Regions from separate parts of the Homo sapiens genome. Here region 2 is linked to region 1. The links are chromatin contacts, found by Hi-C in ENCODE. All regions are on one chromosome and are shown on one strand. Each heading gives the region's core, a stretch centred on a gene start or an enhancer-like site at or near the end of the contact. The rest is flanking DNA. Distances are from core to core; before and after follow the strand shown. Region 1 holds the start of DRGX (dorsal root ganglia homeobox). Region 2 holds the start of TMEM273 (transmembrane protein 273).

The links. A loop is a pair of places that touch in the nucleus more often than their neighbours do. Pooled maps may share reads with other maps.
Region 2: a pooled map shows a loop between it and region 1 (2.7-fold over the local background). The contact joins the promoter of TMEM273 here to the promoter of DRGX in region 1. A Hi-C loop is called at or near these places in 2 of 37 single-sample maps with no recorded cell type and 3 of 50 pooled maps.

Annotation. Positions count from the first base shown.
Region 1 is chr10:49,392,185-49,398,292 of GRCh38, forward strand. DRGX (dorsal root ganglia homeobox) reads right to left here and starts at 3,905. Exons shown (of 7, transcript NM_001276451.2): 1 at 3,751-3,905; 2 at 3,223-3,337. The coding sequence starts at 3,256. RefSeq lists a silencer at 5,920-6,079.
Region 2 is chr10:49,185,483-49,191,590 of GRCh38, forward strand. TMEM273 (transmembrane protein 273) reads right to left here and starts at 2,909. Exons shown (of 7, transcript NM_001288740.3): 1 at 2,812-2,909. The coding sequence starts at 2,854. RefSeq lists enhancers at 4,738-4,897, 5,358-5,577.

The DNA of each region.
Region 1 (6,108 bases), core at 2,655-5,154:
ACTTTACCTGCCATGGGCTCTGTTCTCAGAATCACGGCATTAGGAGTTCTGGAGCTACACTGTCCCAGACAAGGACCCTCAGAAGGACCTCAGTCTCAAAGATTGAAAGTCCTTTGGGCTTCTTAAAATTCTGTCTACTAGAGGAAGTTCCTTTTAGTTATTCTTTCACCATCCAGGGCCACATCCTTTGCCAAACACCCTGACTCTCTGCTAAAGCGTTCTCCTTCCATCTTCCTGTCCAAATTGCATTGTTCCTCAAAACCTTAGTTACAGGTATTTCTCTCCAGCTCATTGGAAACTTAAAAGAAATGACCTCAAAGCAGTCTTATTTTCATTACTTTGCAAGAAAACAAATTGTCTTTTTTTGAAACAATGCACTTGACTGGTGAGGATGGAACACAATCTCTGAGGATCTCCAATCACAATTTCGCTCAGTCTTCTAATTTATACATCATGGTCCCAAAGTGGCTCACAATGTGTACATGCAGAATCTTTAAGTAAAACACTGCATGTCGAACTGAATCCTAAAAAAGGGCTGACAGTTCACCAAATTAATAAAAGATTGACAACCTAATAGAAAAGAGGAAAAAATGAGAATAGCTCTTTTACTTAAAAATAAGTAGAATAGTCGATAATATTATGAAAATGCTAAACCTTGAGGATAATTCAACCAAACACAACAGAACAATGGAATATTATTTTCAACATTTTGAAGAAAAAATGAGGTGCATAAAGACACCCAGTACAGATATGAGTATCATAAGATGTGCAGGCTTATTCACCATTTGTAGGAGTACAAATTGGGTACAGCCTTATTAGAAGGTAATTTGACAACATCCATCAAAAATGTAAGTACACATACAGGTATTTAATCTATAAATATATTTGTAATGTGTGCCAAAATAGAAAAAAAAAGTGCTTCTGGAAATACTGTAGTTGAAAAAAAATGAAAACAACCAAAATGCCCATCAGCAGATGCTTTCTTCACAACATACAATGGAATACTACACAGCAGTTTAAAAGAAATCAGTAGATCTATATGCATTGGCATGAACAAATCTCCAAGATATATTACAAAGTAAAAAAAGCAAAGTACAGAATGATGTAGCAATATAATTTCAGTGCAAATAAGGCAAAACACATATTTTAAAAATACATAAATGAGAATTAAATCATGTTTTTCTTGAAGGAATCACAAAAAAAATAGCAGATACTTTTAGGAAAAGAGGTGGAAAAGGAGGATTTTGCTTTTCAATGTATAAGTTTCTGTTGTATTCAAACTTCTCAGGCAGGTGCCAGTAGTACTTTTTAATGTAACATCAGCAAAATTATCTGAGAAGTAAGATTATGAGCCTTTCTTTCTTTTCTCCCTTATGCCTATCTAGATTAACAAAAAATTAAAATAAAAAAGATGATAGGCTATAATTATGTCATATTCCAAGGGTCTGTTCTCAACTTTTCCATTTGCGGGAGATCCCTTTCACCCAGCAACACTAAACTAAACTAAATTACTCCTTTCTGCAAAACTGGCATAGAATCACATCTACAAAGGGATGAAAGGCTCTTAAAGACCCATCTCCTTTTCTTCTGGTTATATCACAGAGTCAGCACTGAGGTGGGATGTGCCCAGGGTGTGGGGAGCACAGTAAGCCAGCTGAGCTGGGCTGAGAGCTGGGGTCACCGCAGGCCAGGCCAGGACTCTCCCTAACTCACTGCTGCAGTCCACCCCGCAGACAGACATTCATGACGTCCCCTACCTGCCAAATGCCCAAACTTCTGCCTTACCCACTTTGACCAGAAGGGTGGGACACTGGCTGGCAATTAGTCCAGACCCCTGGTTCAGATGCACAGAGAAGGCACCCTTAACATACAGAAAGTCTCCCTCATCCCCTAGGGTACACTGTCAGGGGATGCACGTCTCCCACCCTTCCATAAAACCCACCCTGCATGGGAACTTGGGGATAAAATGTGAAATGCAGGCAAATGTGTGGCCTTCCCTTCCTAGGAATGCTGACAGAGCTAGCAGGGCTTAAACACTGGTCCTCATTAGCCTCCTTTAGAAAATCCTATTGGACTCTTAAGAGCTTTTATGAGAAAAACAAAAACAAACTTTCTGAGGCTCAGCCACTGCTCAGGGCAGCCTGCAGCAAGACTGACAAGCATCACCTGAAGTCTCAGGTCTCCTAGCGCCTCACAACATATACCCTGCCCCTTGTCTCCCACAACTACTTGGCTTCCCAAATTCTCCCACCACAATAATAAATCAAACGAGTAGGTTGCCAAATGCCAGTCCGACGGTTACAAAAGTCCCAATACCCCAGTGCTGAGACTGCTGCTCTGCAGAAGGCCCCATTAAAGCCCACAGTGTGGCATTGGCTCACCTGATGGCTACTAATTGGCCCCCTGATGTGAAGACCCCATCCTTGGATCCCTCGGGTCCTGAGCAGGGGCATGCTGAGGTCCCAACTGTCCCCTTCTCACCAACCCACGCCCCCACTAACAACTGGGTGCAGAAGCCAGACTGGGGATCCTGAGGGGAAATTTCTTCTCAGGCCTGGAGACACTCAAAGATGGAAATTCTGGCCTGGGGAGTGGGGAGTGGTCGACATTTAGGGTTAGTGAGTCACAGAGAAGGAGCCATGCTAGGTCAGTCCGGGCAGGTGGTGGGCAGGGCCACCTGGTTCCAGGGACGGCCAGGAGGCCGGGAAGGGAATTGAGCTGCCCAGAATCCAGGGCGGAAGAGGCCCCTGCAGTGTTCTCGCCAGCGGCCCCAGTGAGAGCAGCCCAGCGACGGGCCCTTGTAGGCTCGTGCAGCTCGTGATCTGGGCCAGGACGCGGCGGGTCCACTCGCCTTTGCTTTCTGGGATGTTTGCAGAAGCACCGTGAAAGATTGATGCGGCCCCCTGGGTTGCGGAGCCCCAATTAGAGGCGTGACACCAGCATCTGTGCTGGGAGGATTCGGCCGGTCCCCGCGGCACGCCTAGCCCGGGGCGTCCTGGCCCAGGCGGGGAGGGAGCTGGGAGGCAGGTGGCGACGGGGCGGGGAGCTGGAGCGGGCCTGGAGTGGGGTGTAGGGAGGGGTCCAGGGAGGCCCCTACTCACCGGCAGGCGGCTGCGCCCCCCGCAGGGCGGGGACCCAGCCACCCACCAGCCCTGCTGCCGCTCCGGCCCTTTCTGGCCGGCTCTGGCTTCATGGAGACCCTGGGGCGCAGCGCTTACTTACCCTCTAGCTGTGGCGGGCAGTGGAAATAAAACATCGCCGGCTGTCAGATCGGCTGGACGGCCGAGACCTGGGAGGGTGGCAGCAGAACGGACCCGCGCGCGTTGCTCCTGCCTGGCTGCAAAGCAAACAGCGATAGAGCTTCAAGTCTCCCTCTGCCAGCGCTCCCGCCCAGCCCTAGGGCGCACCCGGCGCTCCCCTCCTGGAAAGTCCCTCCCAACGCCCTCATCTCACTGCGGGGGACAGGAGGGAAGGCGGCAGCCCCGTCGCAAGCAGCAACCCCACAGGGCAGTCCTTCGGGTGTGTCCACCTCCCGGACGGCCGTGCCCTCACCCTGGCCCCAGCACCAAACCCCGCAGCGTAGTTTCTGGCTCTCTGGGGTCCCAGCCAGAAGCCCTGCACCCGGGCCACCGCAGCCAGGTCCGGCTAGCGCGCAAGGCCATCTGCGAGCTGCAGCTCAGGCCAGGAAGGCAGCCGAGCCCCAAGGCCCGGCGCTCGGGGCCCGGCGAGTGGGTCAGGAGCCGAGCATACCTCGGCGGGCGGCGGTCGAGGAGGTCGGAGCGTGACCGCCTCCGATCCGCAAGCCCTGCTCGGCTGGCGGCGGGCGGGGCTCGGCGCGGCTGGCGCCCGCAGGACCAAAGAAGTGACTCGGGAAGTGGCCAGATGTCTTGCTGTCTGTCTGCAGCGCGCGCCGCCGCTCAGCACTCGCCTTTATAATCTCACGCATAATTGGCCTTAATCTGATTATTTCCAGCGCTGTCTACAGCGAGTAACTTGGATAGGTCTATTGGGCCTTACAAATGGCCCACGTGGTGTTAAAAAAAAAATCCGTCATTTCTCAGCAAACATCAGGAATGCTTTTTCCTCTTTTAAAAGAGAACGATACAACCACCACCACCATCACCCCCAAAAACATACATTTTCCGAAAACACACTAGGCCCCACCCCCCACCTCATGTCCCCTCAGAGGCAAACCTTTCTCCGAGAGAGCCTGGTTTGGGCTGCCCTTATCAAAGGCCTGGTGACTCCCGGGCTGCAAATTGGCAAAGCGCTGCTAATTGTCGCCGCCGGATGGGTTTTGGGGGGACTCTTTGCACACGGCTTCCCTTTCCAAACGATCGTACAAAAGGAAAGTTTGATTTTGTTCTCAGCAAGGGGTCCCTGAATTTATGTTCGCTTCTCGATGCAAATGATATGCGGTGGGACCCTTTGCAATTACTTTTAAAATGCATCCGAGGCAGACACTCAACGGAGAGAGACCGCCCTTCTCTCTGCCTGGGTGAAAATTAAACTCTAAAGTACCGGGCTGAAATTTTCAAGTCAGGGGCGCGGGATTGGATCAAATCACATAAACTGCAAAAAAAGCAAGTCTAATGGCGCATAATTGGTTCTGTAATAGCATTACACCAGGATAATAGCCCGTTACGGCCCCCTGCACTATTAAGTGCTTCCCTGGCGGAAAGCCTTTATGATATTAAAGGGGGAATATAATGATATTTTGGTTATTAAATGCGTGTAATTAATTTATGCACCACTGAAAATAAAGTTGGTATTATGACCCACTCAAGATGCATCAGAAGATGCAAGTCAGACAACTGTTGATAAGTTCTGGTGTCTGTGCTCCGTCTAGACTGCTGATTTTATTTTGGGACGATGGCTTCTTGGACAGACTACATAAATTGAATATTTTATAAACATTCTAATGCTGCGTTAGGGAGCCTTGGCGAGGTGGTGGGTCGGGTCCCTGCACGGCCCGGGATACAGCCTTGATCTTAAAGACGCAGCGCTTTGGAAACAAAAGGCCTGGCAGGCCCGCCGCTGGACACCAGCGCTGGGCAAGGAGCATCGAGCTGCAGGACAGAGCGCTGGGTCCCGGCCGCCGTTGACGCCCCTCCGAAAACAGCCGGGAGGAAGACCAGTCCCGCTCCGGTCGAGGCAAGTCAGGATCTATTCCAGTGAAGCGGCCCTTCCTGGGCTCAGTCGCTCCAGAGCAGAGTCTGCTCTGCCTCGGGGAAAGAATCACAGGAAACTTCCGCTCGTTTCAGAGCGGAGAGAGCTCGGGGCGCCATTTCCGCCAGGGCCACCGACTCCGAGAGTCCAGGCAGCCGGCCCGGGAGGAGCGGCTAGCAGGTCCCGAAGGCGGGTGAGGTGGCAGGCAGGGGCCGGCAGGGCAGCCGAGGGCCTTTCCTACGTCATGCCAAGAGGGCTGGGAGCCCCTAGAGCTGATCCTCCCTTAGCCCAGGTCAAGAGACTGGCTCGCGCGCGCTGTCTCTCTCCCTGTCTCCCTCAGAGGGCCCCTGCTCTCTGGAGCTCTTGACAAGAGCCCGAGGCTCCTCTTGCCGCCTAGGTCTGCCGAAAGTCCCCTCGGGTTCCCTCCTGCCCTAGGCAGCAGTTCCCTGCCTGTGCGCTTTGGGAACCCGGTGGCCGTGAAGTGAGGTGCGGACAGCTTCTGGGCCGCCTCGGCCAAGATGCTCAGGCGCACCTGGGGGTGTGTGCGGGAACCCTCAGCGGCAGCAGCCCAGCCCGGGGTGCAGTGTTGGCCCCAGAAACCAATGAGGTCCAAACGCCAGTCTCAGTTCCCCATCCCTGACATCGACCGAGGCAAGTTCCTATTAAGGCCCAGAGATGACCCCGGGACGAGACAGGCTCATCCGGCGCGGATGAGACAGGCTCAGACCTGCGCGGTCTGAGGACGGCGCGCTCGCCGAGCAACCCGGCAGGTCAGAACCCTGGACAGCGGCGCCGGTTTCCGCACCCCCACCCACCCCCGGCTGCTGCGGAGAAAGAAGCCGTACCGGGGGCCCAGCCGGGGCCCCTCGCTGCTCAGGGGTGGGATCCGCCCGGCCGGACCCCAGGCGTCCGGGGACCGACCCCAATCCTCTCCCAGTC
Region 2 (6,108 bases), core at 1,659-4,158, 210 kb before region 1:
AGATTGCACTAAACAGTGCTCTAGGCCCCTTTCTCCAGTCAATAAAGGGGAAGCCCAACGTTTCCTTCATTTGCTTTCAACAGGCTGTCATATTCGCTTTTTGTTCACAAACATTTACTTACTGGAATTAACAACATATACAATCATTATGAAAAATGCCAATACAGAGAAATTAAGATGCTGTATAATTCTTTTTCCTAAGAAGATAAAGGATAGCCGGGCACGGTGGCTCACGCCTGTAATCCCAGCACTTTTGGAGGCCGAGGTGGGCGGAACACCTGAGGTCAGGAGTTCAAGACCAGCTTGGCCAACATGGAGAAGCCGCATCTCTACTAAAAATACAAAATTAGCCAGGTGCGGGGGCATGTGCCTGTAATCCCAGCTACTCGGGAGGCTGAGGCAGGTGAATTGCTTGAACCCAGGAGGTGGAGGTTGCGGTGAGCCGAGATCGCGCCATTGCACTCCAGCCTGGGCAACAAGAGCAAAATTCCATCTCAAGAAGAAGAAGGAGGAGGAGGAAGAGGAGGAGGAGGAGGAAGAAGAAGAAGAAGAAAAAGAAGAAGAAGAAGAGGAAGAAGAAGAAGAGGAAGAAGAAGAAGAAGAAGAAGAAGAAGAAGAAGAAGAAGAGGAAGAAGAAGAAAAAGAGGAAGAAGAAGGAGACTAAACACATGCAAAATATTACTACGGAACTCTAACCTGTAACTATCACTTCATCACTTCTGTTTCATCCGTGTCAGCTCATAGAAAGGCATGTCTTTCAACTAAATATATTGGATATTGTTGGAAATACTAAAGCATAATTAACTTAGTCAAATTCCTACTGATAGTCTCTTGTTTCTGGTTCCCACCGTGGTTTCGGCAGTGTTGAATAATACCCTGTGAAATATTTTGGGAGGGTTTTACCATATTATTTCATCAGGTTATATTCCTGGAGGTGGAATTTCTGGGTGAAGGGTTATGAACATCTTACATTTCGCTTACATTGACACCCAGATTTTGCCAAATTGCCCTCTGGAGAGAGTGAATAAATGAGTCCCCTCATATCCAATAGTGAGTGCTCACCACTTATCACATCCCATGCTAAGTGCTTTAAATGTGGTAACAGATTTCATTTTCCCAATAGTCCTGTGAGGTGTCCCCAACTTACAGATGAGAAAACTGGGCACAGAGAGGATTAATTCTTTGTCCAAGTTTTCCAGGCTGGTAAACAACAGAACAGGGATGAACATTTAAGGAGTCTCGTACTGGATACCCACTCCTAACCACTGTGTACCTCTATCAATAGTATATGAAAGCAGAAACGAGCTGTGATGCCTTGGCCCAGTGATTAAAACCTTATCTATAACATGCAGGTAATTGTGGCACCTATTGCACAGAGTTGCTGTGGGAACCAAATGAGCTCATGTAACATCTTCAGCAGAGCACCCAGCACATCGACACACTAAAAAATGCGAGGAGGTGTTAGATCTTTTATTATTTGTGAGACTGGACATTTTAAAGTTTTATTGTCTGTGATTCTTCAATGAATTGCCTGTTTATATAATTTGCACATTTTTCATTGGATTTCTTAAATTTAACTTCCTTTTTTTGTACCAGGACAGACTAGTTTGTTTATCTAGGTAAGTCAAAAGCAGAAATAAGGGTTACAACTTCTCTTACCTTCCACCACGTCTCTGGGCAGGCACACTGCATCTAACCACCGTGCACACCCTTAATCGCTGCTTGCTGGTGCCTGACATCCCTTCACAGTCACTGCCAACGGCCCGTTTCCATGTGTAAACTGATGGATGATGTGGCTGGCTGTCTGTCTGACATGCTGACTCCCAAGGCCAAAGTCTTTGCTCTCCCCTGCTTAGTGCAGACTTTAGATGGAAACCTGCCCACAGCACTAACTTTGCCCGCATTCAGGATACAACCTATTGGTCTGGAGACACAAGATTTAATCTGGAGACAGACTGCTTCCCATTGAGTCTCGGCCCAGTGCAAGTTCTGGGAAGGAACGTCTTTGTATATATGAGGGACGTATGCTGCCTTTTTAGGAAACAACAGTTGATATCAGAGGGGACTTCGTAAAGGCATGTGTCTCTCTCCATCTCTGTCTCCATCTATGCATATTTCTAACCATCTCTCTATGTCTCTGTCTGTCTCTCTCTCTCTCTCTTTGAGTTTCTTCCTCTCTGTCTACTTCTCTGACTTTATATTTCTCTCCTCCATTTGGCCCTACTTTGTTTTAGTCTTTGCCTCTCTCCTTTCTTCCTTCTTTCAAGGAATGCATTAAAGATAATTTTTAAAAACAAAGATACCTCTGAGTAGCAAAGAGTCTGCTTCACTGCATGAGAATTCTGATTCAACATTAAATGTATACCAGTATCTACATGCCTACATGTTCTCATTCTATGTCAGTATTTTGATTTGACTTAATTAAATTTAACTTAACTCTCTTGAAATCCCAAAAAGTAAACATGATTATCTCCCATCTCATTGGTTCAGAAAGTTAGGGAGTTTCAGAAGCTTATTCTAGTTTATCAGCAATGGAGCCACAGTTTACACCCAGATGTTTCTAGATCCCAAGCCCGAAGCTCCTTCTGCCATGACCCTTCCTATTCTCCTTTAGCCCAGAAGCATTTGTAAGTTGCAGCTGGAATGAGACAAACAAGATCATTGCTCACTACCAGATCAAAGTGAGAAACATCATCTGTGTAAAGGGACAGAGTTATGTTTTAGGGATCAAGCCCCAGTGGGCTAAGGCTCCCCCAGTTTCCTGCCCACTGAGGCTCCCCCGGGCCAGAGACCCCCGCAGTCCCCACTTACCCAGGAGGAAGAGGATCCTCAGCATGCTGACCCCCAAGTTCATGCTGGCGCTCTGCTCTTGGCTCCTGGCTCCTGGCTGCTGGCAGCGCAGGCACAATGAGCCATGTGACCCAAGGCTCTGGGGACAGGACAAGACCCACGTGACTGATGGGGAAGGAAACCACTGTCACAGCCAGGAGGCTGTTCAGTTCCTCTCAGCCTCTCTGAAGACAGGGCTGAAGGAAGCCCCTGTCATTCTGGACTCCACCAGAAGCTGGCTGTGATTAGACCCATTGTACATGCTGGGGTATTATACCCAGTGTTCTCTCCTATAATCTTCCCCACAGAGTGTGGGAACAAAGCTCGGTAAGGTGCGGTTTCTTGCCTAATGACCCATGCTAGTAAGTCTCAGAGAGGAATGTGGGCAAAGCCGGTCTGCCCTGCAGTCCAGCCCTTGCAGTAGCCTCTGCCTTGGAGCAGAAATAGGAAATGCCCCTCCAGCCAATAGTCCAGCTCGGTCACTGTTTTTGTGCCATGGGAGCCTCTGAGTCTAGGAATGCCTATCACTCTCTTCTCAGAATAAGATTTTTAAATCCCCAAACTAAAATAGATAAGGATCATAGTAGAAATCAGTAGTATTAACACACAGTTATCAAAATATTTTGTTAAACTTGTGAAGTAGAAATATACATGCTTATTTATCCACACAGTAAATAGCAAGATCTGGCAGCAGATGAAACAGCTACCACCATCTCGACATGGTGATAAATGGAATCGATATTGAGAGATACCTGTAACAGCTGGAATGTGGATGGAAAGACCTGTGATTCCTACCAGAAATAAAGTTACTGGGTGGTAATGTTTCTGTGGTTCGTTTGCCACACTACTATTAGAAGAAGATGCTAAGTGTTCCTTAGAGGTTAGAGAACAGAGATGTAATTTTTTTCCCATCCAAGTTTACAGGCCCCATGTCCAGGTCCTTAGCCTGGAGGAACTTTGGTAGTCACACAGGCTCAGCCAGCAGGCTGAAGGCCTTATGCTCCTGTACTCCTTTATACCTGCACGTTGTCACAATGCTTAGATGTTCAGCCAAAAACCCAAATGTGCAGGAAATGTCACTTTTTAAAATATAAATCAACTTAATGACAAGTCTTGAGTCCCCCACCCAACTGAGCTGGCAGAAATCGAGCTCTTTTCATTCTTGGGCTCCCTCAGTCAAATCCCTAACGGTAGCAGCCAACACCGTGAGCACTTGCTACTGAGCCCAATGCCATCTTAGCATGCAACCTGTCCAAGTCCACGCAGCAGTAAATGTGAGAGCTGGACTCGAAACCCAGGCCTTTGGCTGGCAGCCTATGCCCCTCAGGCTGCATGTGCCCTCTGTGTACAGGTACCATCCCCTGCCAAGGTCCAGCCAGAGGCAGTCCGATTGCCCTGGTGCCACAGATGCCCCCTGGGTTCTTCTGCATGGCTGCTGTGGCTCCTTCTGAGTTTCACATAAATAATGGACATGAGAGGAGAAGGCTGGTCATGAGAGAAGCAATTGGCTTCATCTGGGTGCCTTCAAGTTCCATCTGTCCACACTTTATTCATTTGATGAAATTAAGATCAGTTTCTACCTGCACCAAGAAACATACTCTCTTATTTCTCCTGGAATATGTGGAGTTTTCTTAATTTTGCCCCAGTTCATGGGAACATGTGTAAGAAAAATATTTCACTTTCCTCTAAGTGTATTGAAAGAAAATGCCAGTGCAGACCTGACAATCTGTAGACAGTGGCTGGGGACGGTGGAGCTACATTCAGGCCAGGCCCAGGGCTTCCAGCCACACCAGGCAGTTCTGTTTTTATATGAAATCAATAAGTTTCAAATGTCGGCAACTGATTTCAAAATACTTTCGCATGGGATGAGTCAACCTAAACACCAGCATGAACTTCTGCTCCCAAACACCTCTCCAAACATCCTTGGGAGCTCGACCTGTCCTACATACTCCCAGGAGGGGAAGCATCTGCAGCTACTTCTGCTTTCACTCTGCCGTAGCCTCCGAGTCTGGAAAATGCAGTCTGCTCCCTGCTTAGACAGGCAGAGGCTCAAAACGCCCCGTAAACTAGAATCTCACGAGATGCCCTGGCACCCAGCCACGGCACCTTGGCAAGATGGTGTGTGTCTTGTTGGCGTGGCACAATGCACCCAGAAGAGCGGATGCCCCACCCTGTACCCCTGTAATGAACGCCCAGTTCTGACCGTGAGGCTGCTCCTGGCACTGGCTCACACTGGCCCAGGAGCTTGTGAGGGCAGGGCCCAGGGCACCTGGCCTAGCACCTGACACAGTGCAGGCTCCTAGCGGTGTTTGTTGAATGAAGAATTCAATTCACCCCATCTATTTGGGAGGCTGAGGCAGGAGAATCGCCTGAACCCGGGAGGCAGAGGTTGCAGTGAGCCGAGATTGCGCCACTGCACTCCAGCCTGGGCGACAAGAGTGAAACTCTGTCTCAAAAAAAAAAAAAAAAAAGAAGTCGTTTCACTTTCTTATCTCATGCTCAGCCGGCCTAGCCTCCAGCCCACCTGGCAGGAATATTTTCCAGGTCATCTAGGTGAGGAAGGTCACTGCACTGACAAGCAGAAAAGAATGAGCCCCACTCCGGCAGCTCTGACATCCTGCCCCTCACTCGGATGTGGGGCCTCTTCCAAGGCCACCAAGCCTGGGACTCTTCTGTCCTTAGCACTGCACCCTCAGGACCAGCCAGGGAGCTCGTAGAATTCATGTCTCATGTGAACGCCTTTAGTGCAAGTCACAAAAAACTGCCAAACACCATCATTACGCATCAGATTTTTACAAATTTAAAGATAGGGAGGATTCAGCACGCAGATTTGTTTATTGGCCTTACATAGAACTGTGCACCCAACAATTAGAAAATAGCCATTCAATTCAGCATGCATGCAACATTTATACCCCAAAACGGTCTCACACTGGGCCATAATACAAGTCTCAAAAATTTCAAAGAAAAGGTGACATATAGACCATATTTTCTTACCACAAGGTAATTGAATTAAACGACAGTAACAAAAATACATGATAGAAATTTCCATTGGTTTGGAAATTTTAAAACATTTCTAAGTAACTCATAGATCAAAGAAAAAATTACAGTGAAAATTACAAATAGCTGGAACTGAATGATAATGAAAATGTTGCACATGTGATTTTGCAGAATGCAAGCCGGGTAATAATTAAAAGGAAATGCATAGATGTAAATACTTAGAAAAGAAGAACTGAAAAAGGAATGAGATAAGCAACCAGTCAGAGAAGTTTGAAAAAATTA